Linked DNA regions of Homo sapiens: region 2 is linked to region 1. Evidence: chromatin loops called from intact Hi-C (ENCODE). Cell type or tissue: gastrocnemius medialis. All regions are shown on one strand. Links, peaks and the distances in the headings refer to the core of each region. The heading gives the core; the rest is flanking DNA.

Region 1 (10,464 bases), core at 2,851-7,850:
GTCTTGCCAGCGCGATGTGACAGAGCTTTTGACCAGGGTTTTATTCACAGGCCTGTGATGAACGCCAAGCTGATCAGGCGGAATGAAGAGTAATTAAAACCTATAAATTATCTTCCGCAGCCCTTCTCGAGGCGTCTCCTGCAGGCGAGATAAGGCGTCGAGACCCTATTTACCGCGCTGAAAGGGACCGCGGCGCACAAAAGCTACGCAGCTAAATAGGATATTGATAGTGTCCTAATTAGAATTTAATTAAGTACCCACGCTTGCTTGCGGGATAAAGATTTCAATTTTGCGAACTTAAATATAAATAAAATCCCACCCCCATTTCGGGGAGAAGGGGTGGGGGCGCCTGGAGATTTCGGGGAGCCCTTGGGTGTGCTACTGAAGAGGACTCGGGAGACTCCAAGGTGGGGTTGGAGGCGGCTTGGGAAGGTAGAGAAGACTGCAGCGCAGCGTTAGGGAGAGAGGTTTTCTCCCCTAGGCTGCAGCGCAAGTCTAGCCGGGAACTCAGCCCCGGAAATCGGGGGACCCTCGCCTGCTCCCAAGATGCGGTGAGCAATATAAATTCCTGCTCTCCACCAGCCCTTTTGAGAAACTTCAGCTACTGTGGTGGTGGTTCGGCTTGTTGTGGGTTTAGTTGCATGTTCCTCCTAGCCTAACCCTCTGTGACTTTTCTGGAAAACTGGAGGTAGGGGGATTCTTTCGCATGTCACAAATAGACAATATTTCCAAAGGGATCCTTTCTCTACTGTCCCAGTTGCGGAGGGCGTTCAGGGCGAGGAGGTCCGCTGGAGCTCTAAGATGACACCCCCGAAGGCCTCGTTTGCTGACGCCTTTCTCGGCCACCGCAGGCTTCAGCATAGTCGGATACTGGTCCTCCAAAACGAATCCGGAGACAAGTCCCGCAGGTGCCTAGAGCTTCAGTCCACACGCCACCCCCGTCCCTCACATTCCCGGTTATGAGAAAATTTTGGGGGTGCCTCGACCAGGAAATAGCGAAAAAGAGATCGGCAGACGGGAGAATGATAGCAGCTGGAGGAACGGCATTTCCCTCAAACTAGGGAAGAACGCACAGAGCTGGAGCCGGAGGCACCCAGGGAGTTGGGAGCAATCCCAGGAAATTCAGTCACCCGGCAATTGAGGGAAACTCCCTGTTCACAACTTCAGCTAGCCAGGGCAAATACTTGGGGTGCAGCGCTTTCATTTATTTGATTTTACTTTGCAGGGAAATCTAACACAGAGGTTACCCTGAACTCTAAAAGCTAGGGCCTAGCGCGCATCCGCGTTCTGACTCGCCGGCCCCGGGGCCCTCCTGAGATTAATCTGCGTTGCCCGGACTCCCACTGCCAGGGAAGGTCCAGGCAACTGGCTCTGGGGCTATTCCTAGCCCTCTGGGCTTGGCTCTATGGCGCCAGGGCAGCTCCAGGGTGTTGTCGAAAGTCTGGACCGGGAAGGGCATGGGTGCGGATTCCCCACAAAGGGAAAGCAATGCAGCGGGCCGGCAGGAGACGTACAAACGTAAACGTGCGACGCTAGCTAGGCGCAGCGGGCCTTTCAGATTTTGCTATTTGTGAAAAACAAATTGCGCCTCTGAAAGTAACCAACTCTAGGTCTATTTCACATCACCGACCTCCCTGTCTCACTCCCCCTCCCTCCACTACACACACCCAAACCCACACCCACCCACAAACACACAAACCGGCAGTGACAACAACCACCCATCCTTCAATAACAGCAACCAGAGACAGAGGAGAAAATAAAAAGCTGAGTTTCTTAGGCGTGGGGGTGCAAAACAGCCAGGCTCCTGCCTACTGCCCCTGCTCCCGTAGCTCACAGACCCATAATCCTGCATTTCTCTAACAAGTTGTTTATGGAGTTGCTTCTCCATTTGCCTACATCCCAAAATTCACCCCTCCCGGGTTTCTTCTGCCCCCTCCTGAGTCCCGGCCTGAAGGAGGGGGAGGGACGCGGGTGCGGGCGCGGGTGGGGGAGGGCGGACCCGACGCACAGGGCCAGCGCCGAGGCGCCCCCTCTCCGCCAGCGGTTGACGCCCCCGGATTATTTATCCGCAAAGTCCCGCGCGCGCCCATTGGGCCGAGGCCCGAGTGTCAGCGCGAGTCCCGGCTCGCCATTGGCTCCGCACACGTGCGGCCCTGACTCACGTGCTTCCGGTTTGAAGGCAAAAAGTGTGCCTGGGTGATTTTTTTTTTAAGCGAGAGAGTTTGTGCAAAGATCCGAGCTGTCAGAGATTTGAAAAAAAAAAAAAAAAAAAAAAAAAAAAAAACAGCCCGGCGCTGGCGGAGACGCGCTCTCCCTGCAAAAAAAGCAAAGGCGATTAAAGGCGCTGCCAGCCTCACGCTCTGGGCACAGCTGAGCGTGACACTCGGGGAAGTCAAACCCCTCACTACTGCCTAGGAAGATGGCTAGACTTTAAATACTATTTTTTTCCCTTTAAGAAAAAAATTATTGGAGCTTTTTTTCTTGCTTTCTTTTTCCTTTTCTTTTTCTTTTTTTCCTTCATTTTTTTGGCCGTGGCTTACTCCCCATTTAAATCAAATCATTGAATCTGGTTGCAGAAAGAAAAAAGAAATAGCCAAGTGTCTCCATATCTGGATGTCTACAAATTAGAGAGGGAGAGACAGCGAGATCTATCTGCTAGATAAGAACGAGCGATCCAGGCCAGACGCCTGAGCTTTTTTCCTGCACCCGCCCCGTGCCTTCGCTGAGGCTTCGCCTGCCTCCTTCCTCCGCGCACCCCCACGGGCCGCTGGCAAAGTGGGGTGGGGAGCGAGGCGGTGGGGGCGGGGGCCGGCGCGGCGGCCGGGGCGGCGGGGCGGCCGAGCATGGAAGAACAGCAGCCGGAACCTAAAAGTCAGCGCGACTCGGCCCTCGGCGCGGCGGCGGCGGCGACTCCGGGCGGCCTCAGCCTGAGCCTCAGTCCGGGCGCCAGCGGCAGCAGCGGCAGCGGCAGCGATGGAGACAGCGTGCCGGTGTCCCCGCAGCCTGCGCCCCCCTCGCCGCCCGCGGCGCCTTGCCTGCCGCCCCTGGCCCACCACCCGCACCTCCCCCCACACCCCCCGCCCCCGCCGCCTCAGCATCTCGCGGCGCCTGCTCACCAGCCGCAGCCAGCGGCCCAGCTGCACCGCACCACCAACTTTTTCATCGACAACATCCTGAGGCCGGACTTCGGCTGCAAAAAGGAGCAGCCGCCACCGCAGCTTCTGGTGGCTGCGGCGGCCAGAGGAGGCGCAGGAGGAGGAGGCCGGGTCGAGCGTGACAGAGGCCAGACTGCCGCAGGTAGAGACCCTGTCCACCCGTTGGGCACCCGGGCGCCAGGCGCTGCCTCGCTCCTGTGCGCCCCGGACGCGAACTGTGGCCCACCCGACGGCTCCCAGCCAGCCGCCGCCGGCGCGGGCGCGTCTAAAGCTGGGAACCCGGCTGCGGCGGCGGCGGCGGCCGCGGCGGCAGTGGCGGCGGCGGCGGCGGCCGCAGCAGCCAAGCCCTCGGACACCGGTGGCGGCGGCAGTGGAGGCGGCGCGGGGAGCCCCGGAGCGCAGGGCACCAAATACCCGGAGCACGGCAACCCGGCTATCCTACTTATGGGCTCAGCCAACGGCGGGCCCGTGGTCAAAACTGACTCGCAGCAGCCTCTCGTATGGCCCGCCTGGGTGTACTGCACACGTTATTCGGATCGTCCATCCTCCGGTGAGTACCCAACTCCGGGCTGCGCCATGCCTTCTGGCCCCGCGGACCGCCCCAGAACGCCAAGCTGCGGCGCTAGGGAGAGCAAACCCGGCCTCGGGTACTCCAGTCTCTCACGCCTGCTTCCTCACCCCAGTTCCAGTCACAACCGAATGTTCATCCAGCTATGCGATCCTGGCCTCTGCGGCCACCACCCGAGAAGCTACAGCTCGTGGCACAGGAGGCTCGGGTCTCGATTCTTTGATTTTGAACTCTGAATCCCTGGGGCCTTCTTTGTCTCTTATCTTTATTATTCTTAGGAAAAGTACATAGTCAGTGATTTTCTTTCCAGGGTGTTTAGATAAGGCAGGAAGGTGGGCCTAGTGATGTGTGTCTGAAATCCCACCAGCCTGATCGTCCGAAGGCCAGATTTGACCAGAGAAGGCCTTGTTCAGAAAAATTATATTCACTGTGTGTCCTTACAGACACAAACACCATCTCGATATTTTCTGCGGAGAGACCGTTTACATTGATAAACATGGGAAACACAGGAAGACAGGGAGGAAAGCGTCTGAAAGCCGTCCCTCTCCCCCGGCTGGGTAGCGAAAAGAGTCTGACCCGGGTGGGTAGAAACCAGGGAAAGGCAGTTGCCAAAAAGGTGGGTGCTGGCAGCCCCTGGTTTTCTGGAGCTGAAAAACAGTGGGAGAGGAGAGAAAACAGGTCAGGCTCAGGCCAGGAAGCGTGTCCAAGGGCATGAGAGCCAGTTTCCTCCGTAGCTTCTCCGCGGAACGGTTCCCGCATCCTCCCCGCGCGGCGCTTTCCTTTTTTCACCCGCACATCCAGCAGACTTCTGGCATCCGTAGGCCTGTTTTTCTCGGCTTTCCTTCCACCACTTTTCCGTGTGCCCCTCGCGCTTGGCGAACCCGAGGAGGAGACCTGAGCTGGGCTCCGGGAGAGAAGGCCAAGGCCTGCCTGACGCCCCGGCCCGCAGTGTCTGGGAGAGCGGCAGAAGCTTTGGCCCAAGATCAGCACTCCAGACACCCGGTCCGGCAGGGGGCCGGGAACAACGTAGCCACGCGCCGCTTTCCTCTGGCTGGTCTCTCGCCGCCCCACAGCTGCCGGCCGGGCGCGGATCGATGCGCACTATCAGCTCCCGCCATCTCGAGCCCCGTTATTGACACGTCGGGCTCCCTGAACCTCCGAAAAGCTGCTTTGATTGACTCGCCTGATGGATAGAGTGATTGAGCTGTCAGGCTGCACGGCTCGGGCTGGCCGGGAGACTAGGAACGATTTTATTACAAGAGTCCGTGCCTCTGCACACACATACAACAACACTTCAACATGTCCCGGATGCAGAACGGGCAGTGGGGCCTTTTTGGGGCTGTGTGCATTTCTTGGGCTATTTCTCCCCGCTCAGCTAATTACGAATCAAAACCCCAGTTCTGCTCTGGAGAGGGCCTTGGCTTTGTTCTTGGCCACTTTCCTTCTTATGGGCCTGGGTAGGTAGGGGACCAGCTCCTTCTCCTGCTTGGGCAGTTGGGGGAGGAGGGGATGAGCCTCGACCCAGATCTGAGTCGCTGCAGTATGCTAGGCCTGGACTCTTTGTCATAGGACAGCTGGTTACCCCAGCCTCCTGCCTGCCCCAGGAGTAGGCTGCCCAGCCTTCCTCTCTGTAGCTAGGTTTGGAGATGCCGGCAAAGATCCTTCTTTCCAGACAGTTTTAGAGATGAACAGGCCTGACAGGGACTTAACTTGGTTCAGCAAGCTACCATATCCAAGGCAGGACCCAGCAAGTAAATGCCAGAAGACTTGGGTGTGGAAGCAGGTGGGCAGAGGTGCAGGCTTTTGAGGCACACACCAACAGTTCAATCCTCTCCTGGTTTTCCCGCTTTCCCTCCCTCCTTTCTCAGTGGGCCCTCCTCCCAGACTAGTATTTGAGGGGAACTTCACCTTCCTAAGGAGGTTTCCTGTGGCCCCTTCCCATTCCTATCTGGTGGTCAAAGCACATTTTTTTTTTTCTGGATTGTCCCTGCTTCCCTCCCTCTCCTTTTTGCTCATAGGTGGGGGAAGGGGCTGCAGTCTCCTTGCAAATGTCATCAGTAGGCAGAGAAAGCCAATCCGGCTTGTTTTTGTTATTCAGGAGTTTTTAATCCTGAAATTGCATCAGTTGAAAGGGGAGATAAGGAAGACCCAGATAAGAGAGACCCTGCCCCACGCAGCCGGTTAGAGGAATGTGGAAGGCCCTCCCTTTCTTATTGGCACCATCCAAGGGGCAAGGCTGAAAACCCAGAGCCAGGGTCATGAGGATGGATCAGGGCCTTTTCTCCTTCAGAGAAGGGGTGGTCCCTGCATCCCTGAGACCCTAGAAAAGGCTTCCTTTAGGCCAAAGAGAAAGAAGGCGAGGAGGTGTGTGTGGGAGGGAGGGGTGCGGGGAGGGGGGCAGACACCAAATACTTTGGAGCTAAGCAGCCCTCTCCCAGCCGGCTCACTATCCCGTTGTTTTCTGAGGTCAATAGCTACAAGCAGATGGGGTCTTATTGTAGTTTCTCCTGTAGGTATGATTCTTGAGGAGGAGAGGAAGATTTGTTTGCAGGCTGGCGACTCCCCCAGGGCCTGCCCTCACTGCCCCAGTCCTATCTATTCCGGGGCGGTGAGGACAGCAGGCCCCTGACCCCCAACTCTGGGCTGGGCCATATGAGCTCCAAATATCTCCTCATCTTGGATTCCTGCCTTCTTGGCTTGGAAATGTTGTGATTTCGGTCTGTCCCTGACTGTCCTGTGAGAATTGGGGTGTGGGGTGCACCTACAACCTCAACCAGCTTTCCTTCACTGCTCCTTTGCCCTCCCAAAGGGAACCCGGGGACCCCAGTGGTCTGGTGAGGGGCACTTCGATCCAGGGATTGGCTGGCGGGAGGGAGCCAGGGGTTCAGCAGGGCCTCCGAGATCGCCCCGGAAGCGCGGGGCTCGCGGCCCAGCTCGGCAATGCTATTCTCACGGCTTCCTTTGCCCTCTCCCCCCTCCCTTCTGCCCTCGGTCCCCACCCCCACCCCACCCCGGCCCTCTCCGCCGCTGCAGGTCCGCGCACCAGGAAGCTGAAGAAGAAGAAGAACGAGAAGGAGGACAAGCGGCCGCGGACCGCGTTCACGGCCGAGCAGCTGCAGAGACTCAAGGCGGAGTTCCAGGCAAACCGCTACATCACGGAGCAGCGGCGGCAGACCCTGGCCCAGGAACTCAGCCTCAACGAGTCCCAGATCAAGATCTGGTTCCAGAACAAGCGCGCCAAGATCAAGAAAGCCACAGGCATCAAGAACGGCCTGGCGCTGCACCTCATGGCCCAGGGACTGTACAACCACTCCACCACCACGGTCCAGGACAAAGACGAGAGCGAGTAGCCGCCACAGGCCGGGGCCGCGCCCGCGCCCCCTCCCGGCACCGCCGCCGTCGTCTCCCGGCCCCTCGCTGGGGGAGAAAGCATCTGCTCCAAGGAGGGAGGGAGCGCAGGGAAAAGAGCGAGAGAGACAGAAAGAGAGCCTCAGAATGGACAATGACGTTGAAACGCAGCATTTTTGAAAAGGGAGAAAGACTCGGACAGGTGCTATCGAAAAATAAGATCCATTCTCTATTCCCAGTATAAGGGACGAAACTGCGAACTCCTTAAAGCTCTATCTAGCCAAACCGCTTACGACCTTGTATATATTTAATTTCAGGTAAGGAAAACACATACGTGTAGCGATCTCTATTTGCTGGACATTTTTATTAATCTCCTTTATTATTATTGTTATAATTATTATAATTATTATAATTATTTTATCCCCTCCCCCACCGCCTCGCTGCCCCCGCCCAGTTTCGTTTTCGTTGCCTTTTTCATTTGAATGTCATTGCTTCTCCGGTGCCTCCCGACCCGCATCGCCGGCCCTGGTTTCTCTGGGACTTTTCTTTGTGTGCGAGAGTGTGTTTCCTTTCGTGTCTGCCCACCTCTTCTCCCCCACCTCCCGGGTCCCTTCTGTCGGTCTGTCTGTTCTGCCCCCCTTTCGTTTTCCGGAGACTTGTTGAGAAATACGACCCCACAGACTGCGAGACTGAACCGCCGCTACAAGCCAAAGATTTTATTATGTTCAGAAACCTGTAGTCTGAAATAAAGTGTACACTGTGCTCACGAGCGCTGGCGGCTCTCCTGTTTGCGGGCTCGGGAAGGACGTGGGTCCGGGCACACAGCGCCCCAGCGCCCCTGCGCACGCCGGGCGGGGAGCCGGCCGGGCCTTGCGATCACCGCACAACGAATGCAGGGCGAAGGGGAAGCGCGACCCAGATTTGGGTTTAGCCTGGGTCTGAAGGGTCTGGCGGGACACGCCTGGTCTCCGATTGCGTTCAAGGGAACTCAAAGGCCGACAACCACAGTCCTGGCTTCGGAAACGCTGCCTGGGCTGCGGGGCAGCTCCCCGCACCGGTCCAGGCCCAGCCCAGTGGCGGCCTCCTCCTGTACAAACTGCTTTTCACTCCAACCTGCACTTTTCTTTTTCTTTCTTTCTTTTATTTCCCCTGGTGCAGGTTTTGCTGCAGATTTTTTTTATCCAGAGATAGAAGGGGGCCTGCCTTCCTCCCTCCCCGACAGCCCGCTTGGGCGAGGGGCACTTTGGCCTGGCCTCTTGGCCGCCTGGACTCACTGCACTTCGTTTGCGGGAGGGCTTCTGTTGGCGAAGCAGCAGGTCCGGGGGCGGCCTGCGGAGCCTCGCGGGGCTCGGATCTCCTGGGCCCGCAATGCCGGAGGAGAGGAGGCCCAAATGCTGGGAAAGCTGTTCGGAGTGGCTGCTTGGGCCTTGAACCCGAGGTGGGCGCACGTCTGCCGTATCTGGGCCCTAAACCAAAGAGGGTTCCCTTAGGCATCCCAACAAAGCCTAACTTTCTTCCTCACCAAGGGGGGCGCACATAGAAGCCCCCAGGGCCCTCAGGACACCCTGGGTTCCCAGAAGGAAATGTCTGGCCTCTTGCTGCTAACACTGGGGCCCATCCTTCCAGAGCAGGAGCTGCTCTCAGATCTTAAGAGGTTAAGGGGAGGAAGGGAAGTTTCCTTCTCAGGAGGTATTATCTTTGTCCAGGATTTTTTTAAATTGTAAATTCCACTCCCACATTTTTTCTCTCTTCGGCAATATGTATGTATATACCCACACGTGTGCAGCTAGACGGGCAGGTGCCCACACATACTTGTGTGCATATACAATAATGTGCAGATATTGGTGCACCTAAGTTCCTACCAGTTTTTTGTGTATTCCTGTACCCGTGAGTATTGTGCAACTGATTTTCTTCTCTAATTAGATACACAATTGGACGTTTGTGAGTTCACTGTGTGTACATGCATGAATTTGTGTTTGCACACTGGAATGTCTGCAGGTGTGTTTGCTGGGTTTGTTCATGTGTGAGATCCCTGTTCTCTGTGCTCTTCCCTTGAGTTTCTCAACTGTTTTTGTAGGATTGATTTTGTGCAAAATGATAATGGCTAGTTATTCCACCTTTTTTATTGAAAAATTTTCCCTGATTTGGCCCAATGTACTGTTTGCTCCTGGCCGGGGAACTAACAGGGCTAGATCTCAATCCCAGGAAGCCTAGGTCCCCTCCAAATCCCTACATAAGGGTTTGGCGGCTAGAGTGGAATTGGAGGGTGCATTTGACACTGCTGTGGGTTCCCAACTTTATTGCAATTAATTTCCTTCCTTCCATCTGCCCATTGTTTTCTGGAGGAGTAACTCTTGCATATAATAGGTGCTCAACCAATCTTTGTGGGCAGAGTTAGAAGCAGTGAGATGGGCCCTTCCCTGGGGTTGGTCTAGGGGAGTTGTTTTCTGGTAGTCAAAAGCCTGTGCTTTGCTTGCCTTGGGGAGTGGGCTTGGACTCTTCAAGCCTTCCAGGCTTTCCTGTTAAACAGTCTGAGGCCTGTGTCTTGGAGCACCCTTCTCCTAATACCTCTCAGAATTTCAGGAAGAGTCCCATTCCATTTCACCCTCCCAGCACATCAGATGTGATGTTAAGGATGCTCAACTCTATATATTGGAGAACCTTACTATTTTGAATGTCTAGGAATTGGCTACACTCCCTTCTCCCCTCCCTATTGTGGCCTCTTAGGATATTCAAGTCCCCCAAGACTACCAGGTCCAGAGGCTGGGACAGAGGTCGGTGTGAGCAGCAACTCTAGGAACCACCCCATTCCTCATGCTCCCCTTCCTCTATCCAAGAGATCAAAGTCAAGAGCTCTTTCCTTTAACCCAGCGAGAGGAGGAGAAGGTGGTCACCCATCCCCATGATTGTGTCAGTAAAGTGTATAGACGTGAATGTCATTATTATGTAATTTGCTTTCTTGCCCATTATCTCCTTTTATCTTCCAATCACTATGGGAAAATGGATTTTTCTTCATTGTTCAGTGAAAGAACATGAAGCTCTGAGAACTTAAACATTTTGTTTGTGCCTCCTCCTTGACTATGTATGTCTAAGTCGCATCGACCTCAAGGATCTGGCCAAGGCCCTGAAGCCATCATCCAGGATGACTTTCCCATCTTCTCTCCATTTTTCCTTCTTTCTGATTGGAGTAGAGGAGAGGGGAGGAGGATTCTGGTGGGACCTTTTTCTTGCACGCCCTTTTAAAAAAAGAAACTAATAATGATCATAAACGGGCATTGATTTCTCTGATTTATGGGGCTGGCTTAGTGAGCCACCTGTGTATTCAGGTCTGGGGCTGCAGTGAAATAAATACTTGAGCACGCCATCCCAACTGCCTCATTTTCTGCTTTTCCT
Region 2 (10,169 bases), core at 2,825-7,824, 400 kb before region 1:
CCGGGGAGCTCACTGCCTCCTCTTGGAAAGTCACTTGGGCCGCTGAGGGAAACAGCCTGGCTGTGCGTTTGGGGTTGCGGCTCCCCACCACCACTTTGAAGCCAGAGCCCACCAGGCGTGTGGCCAGGGAGCGGGCAAAGTCCCCGCTACCCAGGATGCCCACTTTGGGGGCCTCATCGGGGACCTTGGCAAGGCTACTATCGCTGTCCACCAGGTGGAGGCTGATCAGTGGCTTGTCCATCTCTTCTGGCATTTTGGTGGCTGCAAGAGAAGTCAGGAACCTGGTCAGTGGAGGGCTCCTGGACTGCCCCTTCTGCCACCTCCCTCCTCTTATACATCGTAACTACACGGCAGTCAGACATTCACCCAGCAGGTGTTCACCGAGTGCTACCACGTGTCAGCACCAGGGGAACAAGCTGAACACAACACAGCCCCTTCCCTGGGGAGAGCACAGACTCAGGAAGAGCAGGGATGACTTCTGCCCTCCACCCTTTGTCCCTCCTGCTGAATGATTTCCTCGGGAAAAACTGGCAGAGTGAGAGTGCTGGGAAAGGGAACTCTGGAATTTCCATGACCAATGTGATGCAGTGCCATACTTCTTTTCAAAAGGATTAGGCAATGGACAGTGTCACTAGCCAGGAGTGACCATCTAACCCCAACCTCACCATCGCTGGGTGTTTGATGACCAGGAAGGGTGAGCATGTCCCTATGCTTGTCTACATTTTGCATCTTGGAGCAGTTCTTCTTATGCTCTCCCTGAAGCATGGTGAACAGCTTGAGGGCAGGACCTCATCTCATCTGACCTTGGACCTCACTGTGTATCATAGCCTGGCACGGAGGCAGTGCTCAGTGTTTGCTGAATGAATGAATGAATGAACACCAAACCTTGATCTCTGAGGGCAGGACTGAGAGACAAGTGAATGGGCCCCTAAGATAGAGTGGGTGCCCTGTGATCTTCTTTGCTGAGCCCAAGATATGAGTGGATGTGGAGGAAACCCTGAACTCGGGCCATCGGTCTACAGTAAACTTGGATGGAAAAATTATTATATATTAATTGTCACCAACTTCTAACTAAAATTTGCTATTTCCTTTAAGTATGAAGGTAGGCAACATAATTTTTCATTAATACTGACCAAGATCATATCATAAATTTACCTGTAAATAATTTATCCTAATACCATTTAAATTGAGCACAAATTTAAAACCATGCTAGCCAGGTGCAGTGGCTCACACCTGTAATCTTAGCACTTCAGGAGGTCAAGGCAGGAGAATCGCTTGAGGTCAGGAGTTCAAGACCAGCCTGGGCCACACAGGGAGGTCCCATCTCTAAAAAAATAAAAAAAAAATTAGCCAGGCACAGTGGCACACGCCTGTCGTCCCAGCTACTCAGGACATTGAGGCAGGAGGATCGCTTGAGCCCAGGAGTTGAAGACTGAAGTGATCGCACCACTGAACTCCAGTTTGGGTGACAGAGCAAGACTATCTCAAAATAATAATAATAATAATAATAATAATAATAATAATAATAATAAAAGTAAAAATAAAATTATGGTAGACATTAGATCTGCCACTAGAGCTTGTCATTTAATGTGCTAATAAAGAAGCATGCCTAATGCTACTGTAGTCTTTTTTAAAAAATATTTTCGCTGTGTTTCCATATAATATATTTCATTTGTAACCCTAAGCTATTTTGTCTGGTGCATGTAAGAACATTATTCTGAGCAGAAGTCCACAAGCTTCACCAGCCTACAGTTCCACAGGGCTTAAGATCCCCTGCCCTGAAGCAGCAGAGCAGCTGGGGTGGCTTTCAACACCCTCCATGGGCGTCTGCCTCTTCCTACTTTTCCACAACACTCTCCTGGAACCTCTGGACACCTGACCAGGTGAGGGAGTGGATCCAGGGACTGACATAAAGATGGGGCAGGGGAACCAGGAGGCTGGGCCCGGCTCTGCTATGAAGCAGCTGTGTGTCTTCAGACAAGTCTGTGTGCCTCCCTGGGCCCCAGCTTCCATCTTTGTCAATGGAGATCACAATCTCTGCTCTCAGATGACAAATCATGCAATCTTAAGAGGTTTTTGAAACTGTGATTTTTCCTTTTATAAGGCAGCAGCAGCAGCAGCAGTTCCTATTAATGGATGCCTACCATACACCCATTGCTGCTGTCAGGCCTTTCCTCGGGTGATGGGCCTCTGGTCCTCACAAGAACCCCAGGAAGTAGATTCAGTTATCATTCCCACTTTACAGAGGAGGGAACTGAGGCTCAGGGAGGCTCAGGAACTTGTTTCAGGCAGCACAAATAATTGAGGGGAGGAAGAGCAGGAGGCAGGTCTGTCTGCCTCGGCAGTCAGAGCCTCACTCCGTCTTACTGCCCAGACAGAGAACAATGAGCTTTCCAGAGATGTCCCAGAGAGCTGCATAGCTGGGACCACACTGGCTGGGACAAGAGGCCAGGTGGGTGGAAGGGGGTGCATTCTCAATGTCAAGAGTCAGGGGACATGTGTTCCTGTCCTGCCTCTGCCAGCATGGGAAACTTCCTTAGCCTCTTGCTCATCTTTAACATGGTTTTGAAACATGGCCCTGCCTGTCACAGGATAACAGGGATTGGCTGAGCTGAGACTCTGAGGGGTTGCTTTTGTGGGGATCATGCTTTCCGAGTCCACAGATGGGGGTGGCACTCCTGCACAGACATGCAGGCACCCGCCAAGACACTCACGCCAGGCACAGCCACCCTGTGAATAGGAGACAGTATTTTCTGCCTGGTTCTGGGAGCGTTTCCTGGGTGGTGGGCTACATTTTGTAGGTGACAACGGGCCTCCTGACCCATCCTATAGTGAGTCCACGGCAGGCGGGTCTGCACCAGGTCCCTACTCAAGGCTGCTCGGTCCAGGAGCCGGGCTCTGGAGCCAGTCCGCCTGGATTCTGGTCCTGACTCTGCCTTATGTTAACTGTGTGACCATGGACCTATCTGTGCCTCAGTTTTCTCAGCTATAAAAGGGAGACCATGGCAGCACTTCCCTTATGGGCAGGTTGTAGGAGTAAATAAGTCAATTGTGTAAAGCACTTAGAACAGTGCTGAGCACATCATAAGCACCCAGCAAACGGCATTCAGTAATCACTAAGCAAACACTGGCTGCCAACAGAAATGAAGCTCCGTGCCAGCAGTAGGGCCCAGGTGGAGGGAGGGCAGAAGACCCTGCAGGCACCCCTTCAGCCCCGGGGAAGGAGGATGAAGAGCTGGGTGACAGTTATGTCAGCCCAGGAGCCTTGCAGATGGCCTCAGGGCTCGCAGGCCAGCATCTGCAATTTGGGCCGAGGTGAATTCAAATCCCTCTTCTCCTGTGGTCGGGAGGGCCAAGTCTCCCCTTGTGGTCAGTCAAGGCTGGGACAGATACACCCAGGCCTGTCCCCAACCACAGGGAGACACAAGCCCCCGGGGAGTTTTGCCCTGATGGGGAGGAAGAGTAGCCAGCCTGAGGCCCCCAGACCATCTTTCCAACATTTGCTGATGATTTGGATGATCCTAAGTAGGAACCCTCTGGACAGAAGCCTCTCCTCTGTCTCTGCCCTCTCCCCGCTGCCTGCCATCTCCTGAGTGACTTTGTGCTGAACACTCCTAAGCATATAAGGATGAGTGAGAAGCGGTCCCCACCCTGAGGGCTTACAATCTAGTGTGGGTTGGGGGAAAGGGGGCTTGAATAAGACCCATCGCCAATGACTGGACATAGGGCAGCTAGAGACAGAGCTCAGGAATGGCACAGGTATGGCCCAGGCTCTTGCCCAGGGGGCAGCCGAAGGGGAAGCCAGGACGGCTTCACGCAGACATGCATCTGAGGATCCCTGAAAAACCTCGAATGATTTACCTCGAAACAAAACTGAACCAGCCCAAAGTGAAGCAAGGCGAGAAGATCCAGATTTTGAGTCCTATTTTTGTTGAACCCCAGACCTAATCACAGGTGGGAAGGGATTGCCAGGGCTGGGCCTTGAGGGTGTTGCTCAGAACCTGACTTGGCATCTGCTCCCTTCCAGGGAGCTGATATGGAGGCCGCTGCAGCCGAGGGGAGCTGGTCCCACGTCTGCCCCTAACTGGCGCTGGGACATAGGAGGTCCCTGGGCCTCTCTGGGTGGCTTCTCTAACAGGAGCTGCTGCACCAGCTCAGCTCCAAGCCCCTTTCATCCCCAGCAGTCTAGGGTGCTATGAAAAGTCCTAGACTTATGGTCCTAAGGGTCCCTGCTTTTCAGCGGTAGGATAAATGCAAACTAAACGTTAAGCACCTCCAAAGCTTCTCTTGCCACCAAAATGCAGTCTGCAACAGGAAAATGCCAGGTTGTAATGCTGCCTTGTACTGCTCCCTAGGCGGCCTCTTCCTTGACCTTTCTGATGTAGGGACGGAGCCACTTGGCTGGGAGGGGTCAGGCAGGTGGTTAAAGGCACGGGCTGTGGGTGGGGCTGCTGGGGAGAAATCATGGCCTCACATGCCAGTAGCTGGGTGCCTTTGGGTGAGTTACATAGCTCCTCTGTGCCTTAGTTCCCTCACCTTTAAAACGGGAACACTAATTATACCTCTCTAAAGACTGTTTGAGGATGAAATGAGTTAATATGTGTAAAAGCTCAGAGCTCATTTCTGACTGGTTGTGTGTGCACTTGTGTTTCCTAATCTTGTATGCATGTGTGTGTGTGTGTGCACGTGTCCTATTCTTGTGTGCATGTGTGTTGTGTGTACTCTTCTCTAACTTCTTCATGGACAGTGGCCACGTTCAATTCTTCTGCCCCCTCCTGATGCTCAGCATGAACCCTCCTGCTGAAGGCTGGCAGGGGTTGGGGGCAGGACAGGTGGTACATGTCTTGGAAGTCCCAGAGGCCTGTCCCTGCGGCCTGAGGTGAGGGTGTGACTAACCCTGTCTGGGCCCTGGCTCCCTGGGGGTTCTATTTATAGAACTGGAGAGGGAGCAGATGGGATCAGATTGCAGCTCTGTGGGCCGAGGCCTGTCTCCTGCCTGCAGACCTGCCTGCCTCTCCTCCCAAGCTGTGGACAGAACTGCCATGGAGGATCGGGTGTCCTGGTCCCCTCTGGGTCTCTGCCCAGGCTTGTCTGTCCCCTCCTTCTTCCCGGCAGGGCTACAGCCTGTGTTTATGGCTGGGAGCCACGCCTGGCCCATGGGCCTGCCTGCCAGCTCCTGTCTGCTCTTGCGCAGGCCACTAACAGTTGGCCACATGACATCCACAGCCCCATGGCCTCTTCTTCATGGACACCGATCACCTTTCAGACATGAGTGGCCAGGGCAGGCTGTGGCCACGGAGGGTTTGCTGTGAGGTCGGTATGGATTGAGGTGCTGGGGCCACTGGCAATCAGAGGCTGGCTGTGGCACCCTGCAGCCAGATGGAGTGGGGGCGGCCTGCAGGCCAAGAACGGGGTGCCTCGCACGCCTCCCATGTGGGGACTGACTGAGCAAAGAGAGAGAAAATAACCCAGTTCTTGTCCTCAAGCAGCCCACAGTTATCTTCAATTTTTTTAAATTTTTGTTTATTTATTAGTTATTTATTTATTGAGACGGAGTCTCGCTGTGTCGCCAGCCTGGAGTGCAGTGGCGCGATCTCGACTCACTGCAACCTCTGCCTCCCAGGTTCAAGCAATTCTCTTGTCTCAGACTTCTGAGTCTGAGTAGCTGGGACTACAGGCGCATGCTATCACGTCCAGCTACTTATTTTCAATTAAAAAAAATTTTTTTTGTCTGGTCAGTAAAATTACATTTAGGGGCACATGTTCCTATTACTGCTCTATTTCTTTATAAGTAAAATACATTCAAAATGTACACTTATGCAGCAGTGCCCTATAACGTTGTATGTGGTATAAGTAATATGTAAACAAATGTAGGTGCAAGGAGGCTCTGTATGTCCTCCCTAATCCCAGGGAATGAGCCTTAAGAAGCCCCAAGGAAGTGCACACACACCCTGGAGACCTTTGCCCCATGGGAGGGCCAGGCAGTGGACTAAAGTGTTTAAGGTCTCCTGACAAGGGTACTGACTTCGGACAGCGGGGACTGGGAGGATTCCTGCAGGAGGTGGGCCTGAGCCGAACTTTGACGAATTGAGAGTGAGCCCAAGAAAAGCGCTTCAGAAAGAGGGGCCTGCATTGAGCAAACGGGGCCCAAGATAGCCCAGAGTGCAAGGACCCATCAACAGTGCATGTCCCTGGGTGAACGAGTATGTGCCCACAGCCAGCACCAGGGCTCAGCAAGCCACAAGTGAAAACATAAATTCTTGCACACAGCCTGGCCAACATGGTGATACCCCATCTCTACTAAAAATACAAAAATTACCTGGGTGTGTTGGCACGTGCCTGTAATCCCAGCTACTCCGGAGGCTGAAGCAGGAGAATCGCTTGAACCTGGGAGGCGGAGGTTGCAGTGAGCCGAGATCGCGCCACTGCACTCCAGCCTGGGCGACAGAGTGAGACTCCGTCTCAAACAAACAAACAAAAACAAAAAAATTCTCGCACAGAACTCTTTTCTAGACTGAAAACGTGTAGAGAGGGAAAGAGGAAGGACCTGGATCTGGGGTCTACTCTGAGTATCTTCTCACTGGGAGGTACTGGACACGCCAGTCCTTTCTCTAACCTGTTTCATCAAGTGTAAAATGAAAATACCGATTTTCCCTCAAGGGCATGAAGTAGCCAAGGGCCATATACACCTGGGGCATTGCGCTGTGGCTGGGATGTTTCTGGGAGTTCTTCCCCTGTGGTCTTTTTCTCATGTGCTCGTTGTCCACCCCCCGCCCCCACTTCCCTGAGCTTTGGGAGGGCAAGATTGCTGTGTGTTGTTCCACATGCACCCAGAACCCCACACCATGCCTGGCACACTGTAGAGGTTCTGTGCATCTCTCTGCCTGACTGCACACACCACTGGAGCCTATGTAGCCTCTGGGGGCAGAAATCCTTCCAAAATGCAGTACAAAATCAGATCCTCATCCAGCACCCCAGGGATCACCCCAACCTGCCTGGGGTCCATCTTCAGTTTTCACAGAGCCTTTGTGTAAGCTCTGCCTCTTCTCTCATCCTCAGGACTTTGTGGGCGCTGTCTGTCTGCCTGCTCACCTCTTAAAGCCCCCCAGGTCCTGCTAATTCGCTGCTGACGAAATCGAAAGAGCACAGCATCGAGAAAGTGCAAAGCCAACTCAGAATGGAGAAAAGTTCAGGAAATCATATAACTGATAAGGGGACCTGTTTCTAAATATCTGAAGAACTCTTACACCTCGGTATTAAAAAGACAAACAACCTACATAAAGTGGGCAAAAGACTGGAAAAGACACTTCTCCAAAAAAGATATACAAATGCACATGAAAAGATGTTCAGCATCATTAGCCCTCAGGGAAATGCAAATGAAAACCACAATGAGATACCACTTCACACCCACTAGGATGGCTACAATGATATATTTTTTTAAAAGACAGGGAGGATGTGGAGAAATCAGAACCCTCCTACACTGCTGCTGGGATTGTAAAATGGTGCAGGCACCGTGGAGAACAGCCTGGGAATTCTTCAAAACGTTAAACAGTTTCTATATGACCCAGCAACTCCACTCCTAGCTATATATCCAAGAGAAGGAAGAATGTATATCCACACAAAAACATTTTCACCCATTATTCATAATACCCAAAAAGTGGAAACAATTCAAACGTCCATCAACTGAGGAATGGTTAAACAAAATGTGGCCTATCCATCCGGTGGATTAATATTCAGCCATAAAGAGAACTAAGTATGCATCCAACAGGGGTGAACCTTGAAAGCATTAAGGGAAAGAAGCCAATTACAAAAGGCCAGACATTACATAATTACACTTATATAAATGTCTAGAATAAACAAATCAATAGAGACAGAAAGTAGATTAGTGGTGGCCAGAATGGGGGATTTGGAGAAAATGGGGAGTGATCCTCACGGGTACACCATGCAACTCACCATTTGAATGGGTGAATTGCGTGGTGATGTGAGGCATAGCTCAGTAAGGTTATTTAAAAAGTTGTTACCTAAAATAAAAAAGGAAATTGAGGTATGGCAGACTGCTACTAGTGTGTGTAAACCAAGAGTAAACATGTTTTGGATGACAGCTTAAGCGCGCTCCATGAGCCTATGTCATTGGATGGATTTTGTAACACCAATGTTGGTGGCTGCTGTGGTTTGGAGGTTTGTCCCCCAAAAACCTCATGTTGAATTCTGATCTCCAATACTGGAGGTGCACCTAATAAGAGGTGTTTGGGTCATGGGGGTGGATTCCCTCCCTGGCTGGGGGGAGGGCAGAGGAGCAAGTAAGTTCCCTGTTAGTTCTCACTGTATTAGTTTCCTCGAGAGCAGCTTGTTAAAAAGAGCCTGCCACCTCCCTACCCTCTCTCTCTCTCTTACTTCCTCTCTCCCCAGGTGATCTCTGCACACATGGTGCACATGAAGAAATGGGGCTCAGGAAGGTGAAGTGACTTGCCCAGGCCACCAGCTAGCAAGTGGTCAGGTGGGATATGAATCCACTCCTCTGCTGGGCCCTTGCTGGCTGACCTTGCAGGTTACTAAGGTGACTGATCCTGAATAAATCCAGAGCATTCAAATGTTTGTCTTCCTTTTGAAAAACACCTTTTCTCTTTACAAATTCCCCAGCTTCAGGTATTCCTTTATAGCAACACAAAGACCACACTAGCACAGTGGCTCTGCAACCTTCTGAAGTTATGTCCTATTTGTTTTCCACATAATTGAGGTTCCTAAGCCCCGTGACCTCTGGACAAGTGAGGCTTATATAATCAGTACCATTACCTGTTGTTGTTGTAAAAATGGTGCCTTGGGCTAAACTGTTCTCTTGGCCTTTGCTCACACAGCTATTTCTCTGCCATCCATGCAAGCCATTCCAGGGCCCAGGGGATGATGTGTGTGTGCCAAGTGCTGGGGTCTGAGGTCCACCCCACCAGCTCCCAGGTCAGTGAACAGGGCAGATGTGTTCCAGGGGGAGTGGGGGAGGCACCGTCTGCTGCTCACCCACATGGCTGAGGGTTTATAGAAGGATGTGCAGGTGGAAACATGCACACAGCTGCAGATCTGCTAAGTGGGGCATTAGGTCCCTCTTCCTCCTAAAGTCATCCCTTCCCTAACCAGGCAGAGGATCATTTCAGCCCCTGGGATTCTCTAAATAACACAGCTGAAGCCACAATTGGTCACTGAGAGCTTCCCTAGCCAGGCCAGGCCACTCCCCACAATGCAGCCAACAGGACACGGGCTCAGCAAAACGTTAGAACACTCTGGATTTATTCAGGATCAGTCACCTTAGTAAACTGCAAGGTCAGCCAGCAAGGGCCCAGCAGAGGGATGGAATTTCATATCCCACCAGACCACTTGCTAGCTGGCGGCCCGGCCAAGTCACTTCACCTTCCTGAGCCCCATTTCCTCATCTGCACTATGGGCTGATGTTCCTCACCTTAATGAGGTGTGGCAAGGATTATATGAGACAAATAAAGTGCTACGCTCTGAGCCTGTTAAATTTACTCATTTTTAATTCTATTCCTCTCTAGGATATTTTGTAAATCTTTTTGTCTGGGTAAAGCAGAAATAGATGCACCCAAATCAATACACGGTGTTCTCTGCCTAATGGAAAAATTTACTTTAAAATCTTCTAAAAATGTGCTCTAAGATAATGGCCTGGAGGTACATGCCCATTTCTCCCCAAGACAATCGGAGGAAAAGACCTGCTACTATTTGGGACTTGGGAGTGGGAAGAAGAAGGGGGAAGAGCAGAGCAGAAGATCTGGGGTGGAGGGAAGAGTAGGAGGACCTGCTGCTCAGGGCCACAGCCCTGGTGGCTGGGCACTGGGGCACTGGGGTCGGCACTGGGCTCCTTGAGCCCTCTAGGGGATGCTGGTCCCAACATCTGGTTCCCTGCCGAGGACAGTCATGCCACTGGGGTCTCCAGGCCACTTACCCTTGCAAGGATCAAGCCTATACCAACTGCTCCTCTGCCTCCATGGCCCTCCAGAGCAATACGTCTCACTGGACAGTACTGTTTTCTTTCCTGTCTATCTTCTCCCCCACTCCAAGCTCCTCAAGGTGAGAACTAAGTAAAACTCACTTTTGCAAACCCCAGCACTTAGGACACATCAGGTCAAACTTGAGCTGCATCAGGGTCACCTGGAGGACTGATG

The links. Hi-C counts contacts between places; a loop is a spot of excess contacts. Peaks named below come from ENCODE experiments on the same cell type or tissue, not always from the same donor. Only the 100,000 strongest peaks of a DNase experiment are listed, where the experiment ranks them.
Region 2: a loop joins it to region 1, with 4 times the contacts of the local background. A loop is called at or near these places in 1 of 110 quality-filtered maps.

The regions. Positions count from the first base shown.
Region 1 is chr2:118,839,547-118,850,010 of GRCh38, reverse strand. EN1 (engrailed homeobox 1) reads left to right here and starts at 2,363. Exons shown (of 2, transcript NM_001426.4): 1 at 2,363-3,705; 2 at 6,757-7,840. The coding sequence starts at 2,844. The coding sequence ends at 7,073. RefSeq lists enhancers at 4,045-4,694, 4,695-5,344, 7,188-7,768 and a silencer at 4,484-4,778. In gastrocnemius medialis, for the core only: CTCF peaks have their summits at 4,780 (motif pointing right) and 7,151 (motif pointing left); no DNase peak of the experiment used is centred there; H3K4me3 peaks cover 5,000 bases; H3K27ac peaks cover 5,000 bases.
Region 2 is chr2:119,235,581-119,245,749 of GRCh38, reverse strand. It overlaps STEAP3 (STEAP3 metalloreductase), which reads right to left. Exons shown (of 6, transcript NM_182915.3): 3 at 1-261. It overlaps STEAP3-AS1 (STEAP3 antisense RNA 1), which reads left to right. Exons shown (of 2, transcript NR_046721.1): 2 at 1-1,328. Among named protein-coding and RNA genes, the nearest start is that of STEAP3-AS1, 8.4 kb to the left of the region's middle. RefSeq lists enhancers at 4,635-5,151, 5,152-5,668. In gastrocnemius medialis, for the core only: no CTCF peak of the experiment used is centred there; DNase peaks (open chromatin) are centred at 4,419 and 4,919; H3K27ac peaks cover 4,589 bases.